2 separate regions of the Homo sapiens genome follow, and region 2 is linked to region 1. A link is a contact called in ENCODE POLR2A ChIA-PET data. All regions are on one chromosome and are shown on one strand. Each heading gives the region's core, a stretch centred on a gene start or an enhancer-like site at or near the end of the contact. The rest is flanking DNA. Distances are from core to core; before and after follow the strand shown.

Evidence for each region. ChIA-PET counts read pairs that join two places held with the same protein, here RNA polymerase II (POLR2A).
Region 2: POLR2A ChIA-PET joins it to region 1 with 10 read pairs in WTC11. The contact joins two enhancer-like sites. POLR2A ChIA-PET finds 5 or more read pairs at or near these places in 4 of 52 experiments (AG04450, WTC11, activated CD4-positive, alpha-beta T cell and 1 more).

The regions. Positions count from the first base shown.
Region 1 is chr4:87,037,516-87,040,459 of GRCh38, forward strand. The region is part of intron 2 of AFF1 (ALF transcription elongation factor 1); the gene reads left to right. Among named protein-coding and RNA genes, the nearest start is that of AFF1, 100 kb to the left of the region's middle. RefSeq lists enhancers at 1-434, 1,588-2,339 and a silencer at 1,420-1,569. Within about 2 kb of position 1,501, at least 27 of the 41 ENCODE cell types and tissues checked have a DNase peak (open chromatin) inside an H3K27ac peak, as active enhancers do.
Region 2 is chr4:87,121,073-87,124,016 of GRCh38, forward strand. The region is part of intron 12 of AFF1 (ALF transcription elongation factor 1); the gene reads left to right. Among named protein-coding and RNA genes, the nearest start is that of KLHL8, 98 kb to the right of the region's middle. Within about 2 kb of position 1,364, at least 9 of the 41 ENCODE cell types and tissues checked have a DNase peak (open chromatin) inside an H3K27ac peak, as active enhancers do.

The sequences.
Region 1 (2,944 bases), core at 251-2,750:
TTCGCCAGGCTAGTCTTGAACTCCTGACCTCAAGTGATCTGCCCGCCTCGGCCTCCCAAAGTGCTGAGATTACAGGCATGAACCACTGCTCTCGGCCCTGCTTGGTAGGTTTTTGTGAAATGTATCCTTTCAGACCTTTGCTACATATTAATAGGCATACAGAAGTACCTGGCAAGTTCATTTTGAAAGGTAAATTAACATGTCTCTCCTTAGAATTGATGTGACTTTTTAGTCACGTTTGCCCAAGTGTAGAGTCGTTCTCAATTTAAAACTTGCAGGATGCATTTAAGATATGCAAAATATCTTACTGGCTCTGAGTCCTGGAGAGTGTTTATGATGGGTACCAAGAATGTAAATTTCACTGTCATGTATCACCCTCCTAGAGAATGGCAAGAAGTTATGTGGGCAGTGTTTTCAAGGTTGATTTAATTTTGCAAAATGGGGTCACATAAAACTTTAAAAATAAATACTATAATAAATTATAATAAGACTGAGCCTTCTGTGGCAAACAGAAGTGAGTAGCAGAGAGTGCTAATGCATTGAGATAATCCCCTGGGGGCTCTTCCAGGAAAACAACTGACATCGTGCTGTTTTGTCATTGTAGTTGGCTGATATTTTTAATATGAAATCAGATTGTAAGACTTTGTTTTAGGATTAAGTCTCTGATTACTTTCTTTATAAATTTTAAGAATGTTATTCATGTTAGTTATTGAGAGTGAAAACCCTGGGACGATTTAGCTGAGTGATTTTTATTATGAGAAAGTCTCTTACAAATTCTTTCACATGGATGGAGAGACGAAAAAAATCTCCCTTCTTTGAAGCAACATTTTATCCTGCCTTCAGACATGGAGTCACTTTGATTTCTCATGTTTAAATTGTATTTGGAAGTCAAACTAGTATTGTGCTTGGAGGTATGTTGATGCTTTTTCATAAAGCCAATGTGTGAAAAATGTTTCCCGCATGTTAGATGGTAGGAATAGGGGAATGTGGAAACAAAAGGCCAAAAGATGGACTTAGAAAGTTGAGATGTGGCTTTTAAAATGAAAAAGTCACTTACATGGTGTGGAAGAACCCTAGCATCCTGTCTTTTTGCCTCCCTGTTTGTGACAGATCTCTATCTCACCATCCTCTAAGCTGGGATTGCCGAACTTTTGTGTTTATTTGTTGCTCTATCCTTTGTACATTCAAATCAGAATGGCATAGTGCTTCTAAACAGTAATAAGACTTAATCCTTTCCAGAGTTAATGTACACTGTTGATTTTAGGATTTTCCCTTTCCTTCCTGCCAGATGTCTCCATCCTTATGAAGATAAATATATAGGAGAAATCACACTCTGTCATCCAAGAGAGAGTTAAAAATTTAAACTCGAATTCTAGAGAGTTGGTGACATGTATCAGAGGAAGGCCTATGTGAAGTGACCAGTCAAGGGTGATAAATGGGTAGTCAGCTGTGCACAGCCAGCCCTGTGGGCCGTGAGTTGCCATGGAAGCACCGAATGGCATTCAGCAATCCCGCATGACTAACCTAGTTTAGCAGCAGGGCCCATGGGCTCCAGCCTGGGAGAAGGTGCTTACAGCCAGATGATACCAGAGCCAACACACTGCCCCACGTCTCATGCCCAACTTGGGCCTTTCTGTTACTATCTTTTCCTCATCCACATATGCTATTTCCTTTTTTAGTGTGAAGGAAAGAGAAAAAGGAATCACTCTCACTAATCCTTACAGAGTTGTGATTTCTTACATTTTACCACAATATTTTAAACACATCCATCCCTACCCCCAAGAAGCATTTGAAAAGTCAGTAAATGTGCCCTGACAGGCCCCAGCATGGGGTTGACTAAATGACTGTATTGAGGGGCTGAACAGGCAGCTCTGAATTCCTCAGGATTTTCACCACCTTTCTGAAAGTGAGAGCATTCTGGCACGTTTTAGCTTTCCAAAGCTTCATTCAAGCTCTTGTGCTGAGTTAGTGGATTCGGTCAGTGAAACGTCTGTGGCACAGTCCCCCTTTCATGGCTTGAGTGTTTATGTTCTGCAGGTGAGTTTTCACATGTGACTGATCTCACCAGGCACTGGACACTGAAGCCTGTGGTTCTCCCCATTTCTAGTTCACTTAACTAAAATACAAATGTGGAGGAGGTGGCTTGATGAATTCTGTAGAGATCTTTTGATACATCAGGTTGAACCTCAAAGATGGTGGACAGTAGTATATGATCTGAAGGCAAGAACTTGGCTACTGAAAGGAGAATTATTTCCCTATTTAAATAGATTTTTGCAGACTTCCAGTAGAACTCATGGTGTCTGTGGAGTGGTCAGACTTTGCATCCTCCTTCCCAGGGGCACATCAGAGGCTCTGAAACAAGAATTGTAACACAGTTTTTATATTTATTTATTTATTTATTTTTGAGATGGAGTCTCGCTCTGTAGCCCAGGTTGAAGTGCAGTGGCGCGATCTCGGCTCACTGCAGCCGAGATCTAGCGATTCTCCTGCCTCAGCCTCCCAAGTAGCTGGGATTACAAGCACGTGCCACTACGCCCGGTTAATTTTTGTATTTTTAGTAGAGACAGGGTTTCGCCATGTGGGCCAGGCTGGTCTCAAACCCCTGACGACCTCAGGTGATCCTCCCACCTCGGCCTCCCAAAGTGCTGGGATTACAGATGTGAGCCACTGTGACCGGCCCACAGTTTTTATAACTGAAAGAGCAGCTTCATGCCATTGGCCATCCTTCTCTCAAAGGGGTCCTCTGTTAGGTCGTTCCTCAAGGACAGGCCTGTGTGGATCAGTTTAACCAAACATCAATTTTGTGGCTCTGAGATGACCCTGCTGGCGGAGATGATACTAAATTGTTGATGTGTACCTTTTTGAGACTAAAGAAATATGAGTGGTTATAAGTTAGCACACTTTAGCACACCTTCTTTGTCTTCACTGCTTTATTTAACGCAGC
Region 2 (2,944 bases), core at 114-2,613, 83 kb after region 1:
AAGTCTGTGAGGACCAATTCGTCAGCCGGCAGCCTCCCTTTGTGGAAGGTGAGGCACCATCCTTGAGACAACTAACCTAGTAGAAAAAGAATTTCTGAAACCCAGACCTTAAGCCAGATTCCCTGAAGTGGGGATGACCTGGGGATAAACCACAGGGCAAAGGGACTCCTTTTTCCTCCTGAAGAGAGAGTATCACCTCATCTGAATGGCTTCTTGACCCAGAAAAATCTAAAGAACAGCATGCCTCCTGTTTTACGGCAGGTCTTGTTCTTGGAATTTTGGTCTGCATTTCTGCTCACCCAATATTGCATGGCTCCCATGTTAATGACCCTTTCCTACATCCATCCACTTAAAGTTGTAATGCAGTCCTGCATCCAGTGCCCTCAGCTGTGTCCCTGAGCTGTTAAGCTGAATTTCTGTGCCAACTGACAAATACCGAGTGCCTACTCTGGGGAAGCCTCTGTGGCTGTTCCAGACAGAAGATGACAAAGTTCTAAGTGCATAGTGTACAAAAAACCACTAACTTCATGCCCGCTGGCTTGATCTCAACAGTTAAGCAAAATCAGCAGAAGGGGACTTTTGCTTTATTTAGTTTGATGGCTTCCTTTCTACCAGCTTATAGAATATTATCTGCTTCTAGGTTGCTAAATATCAATATAAAGCATATTATTCCAGTAAGTGCCAATGCAGTTGTTAGATGCTGGCGCTGAAGTTAGTGCTCACTGCATTCTCTCTTGTTGGCTGTCTACTTGAGTCACCGATTGGCACAGCCAGAGCTATAACCAGTCTGTGAGGATTGATTTGCCCTGACTTGTATCTTCATGTGTGGTCTATAAGGTCTGCCAGATTGGCTTATAGTCACAACCAGCATGTCCTAAGCAAAATGAAACTATATGAACAAAAATCAGCTCTCATTTCACTGCTAGACTTTGGTGTTTTCTTTAAGAAGTAGCCTTGTTAATGCTTAGTTTTGCCTTGGGGGCCTTAATGTGTCATTAACTGCCTGGAAATACCTTTCATTTAAAAAAGTATACTTTAGTACCTAATGTTCAATTTAGTATCGATCTGGATATTTTAGCAAATTTTGACTTTTCAAAGACAAAGTTTCTGTCTTGTAATGTTTCTTGGGCCGGCTATACTGCCTTTCATCTAAAACTCACTACAGTTCACTGGGCCGTTTGGTAACAGGGTAACCTGGGCATAATTAGGTGCTTGATTGACAAGAGAGTTACCAGTACCAGAAGTCAGGTTCTATTTTAACCCCATCATTTCCAATTGATTGTTTTTCTCTCCACCATTATTCACTGTCTCTCAAGTGTTAGCACTCTGAGTTGTTGAACGGAGGTTTGTATGCTGCGCAGAGCCCTGTCGCAATGCCCCAGCAAGCTTCTTGTTGGCATGTGGCCACTCTAAATTGTGCTCCAGGATCTGCTATGGGTCCATGCTTGCAGGAGAAACAGCTGTGTAGAATTTCCTATTGCATTTCATTTGTGGGTTTAGAACTCGGTTGCTTATTTCATATTGTCTCCCTTTTCAGTCCTTCAAGGTACATTTTTCCAACTTCTCTAATGAATTATTACATTTCTGAGTAGCTGATATGTTTTTATCTTATCTAAGCAGTATATTTATAATTCCTTCTTTGCATTGGCTAATCTGATTAGTAGTTCAGAACCCAATTTTCAGATTGTCTATAGCAAACTGTGAAGAACTGTGCTGTCAAGTAGAAATAGAATATAAGCCACATATGTAATTTAAACTTTTCTAATACCACATTAAAAACTATAAAAGGGGAGGAAATGGAAAATTAGTAAAAAAAAAAAAAAAAAAAAAAAAATTCTTTTTGAGACAGTCTCATTCTGATGCCCAGGCTGGAGTGCAGTGGCGCAATCTCAGCTCACTGCACCCTCCACCTCCTGGGTTCTAGTGATTCTTGGCCTCAGCTTCCTGAGTAGCTGGGACTACAGGCACGCACCACCACACTCGACTAATTTTTATGTTTTTAGTAGAGATGGAGTTTCACAATGTTGGCCAGACTGGTCTTGAACTCCTGACCTCAAGTCATCCATCCACCTTGGCCTCCCAAAGTGCTGGGATTACAGGCATGAGCCACCGCGCCCAGCCTAACATTTTAATAATTATATCTAATCCAGTATACCTAAAAGATTACTTTAATCAACTCCCAAAATATGTAAGTCTGTTATACATCAGTAAAAAAATCAATATAAAAATATTACATTCTCTTTTTTCTACTAAGTCATTTCAGACTAACACCATTCAAGTTCAGGTGCTCCCTAGATGTGGCTGTGGCTGCAGCTGCCAGATGGTAGCATGCAGGACAGTGAGAACTGATAGCCTCCCGAGGGTACGAGCCTTCACTTGGCCTTAATTTATTTCTTCCTCCTGTATTTTCCCTTCTTAACATTCTCACTTGTGCACATGCCGCAAGATTAAAAACAGGTATCTTTGTAAGCCACTCTGAAGGAAGCCGTTTTGAAACAAGACACTGCATAAATGAATAAAAGTGTCTTTTCCAAAGGAGCCTGTGAAGGGCTGGATGGATGTGCAGATGCAGGCACACTGATTTGTAGGATGCCAGGAGAAGGGAATTTTGTTTTTTTTCTGTTTTCTATTATTTTGTGTGGAGCCAGGCTGCTTATTGGTGTCTGGGCAGATTTGGAGCCTACACATCTTAAATTATTCATTTTTCTTAAACTCGGGAGGAGAGGAAGACACAGGAAAACTGGGACCTCCCACAGTTAATTTGAAGTTTTTTATTTTTTAAGAGAGGATTTCAGGTTTGTTAGGGATTGTCCTAAATTGACTGGTGTCCCAGATTTCTAACTTGGTGACCTGACACTTAGGAAGTTTCGTTCTAAATGCACATGAGAATTAATTGAAGGGTCTCACCCATCACTTACCTGCCACCTGCTAGACAGTATGTGGG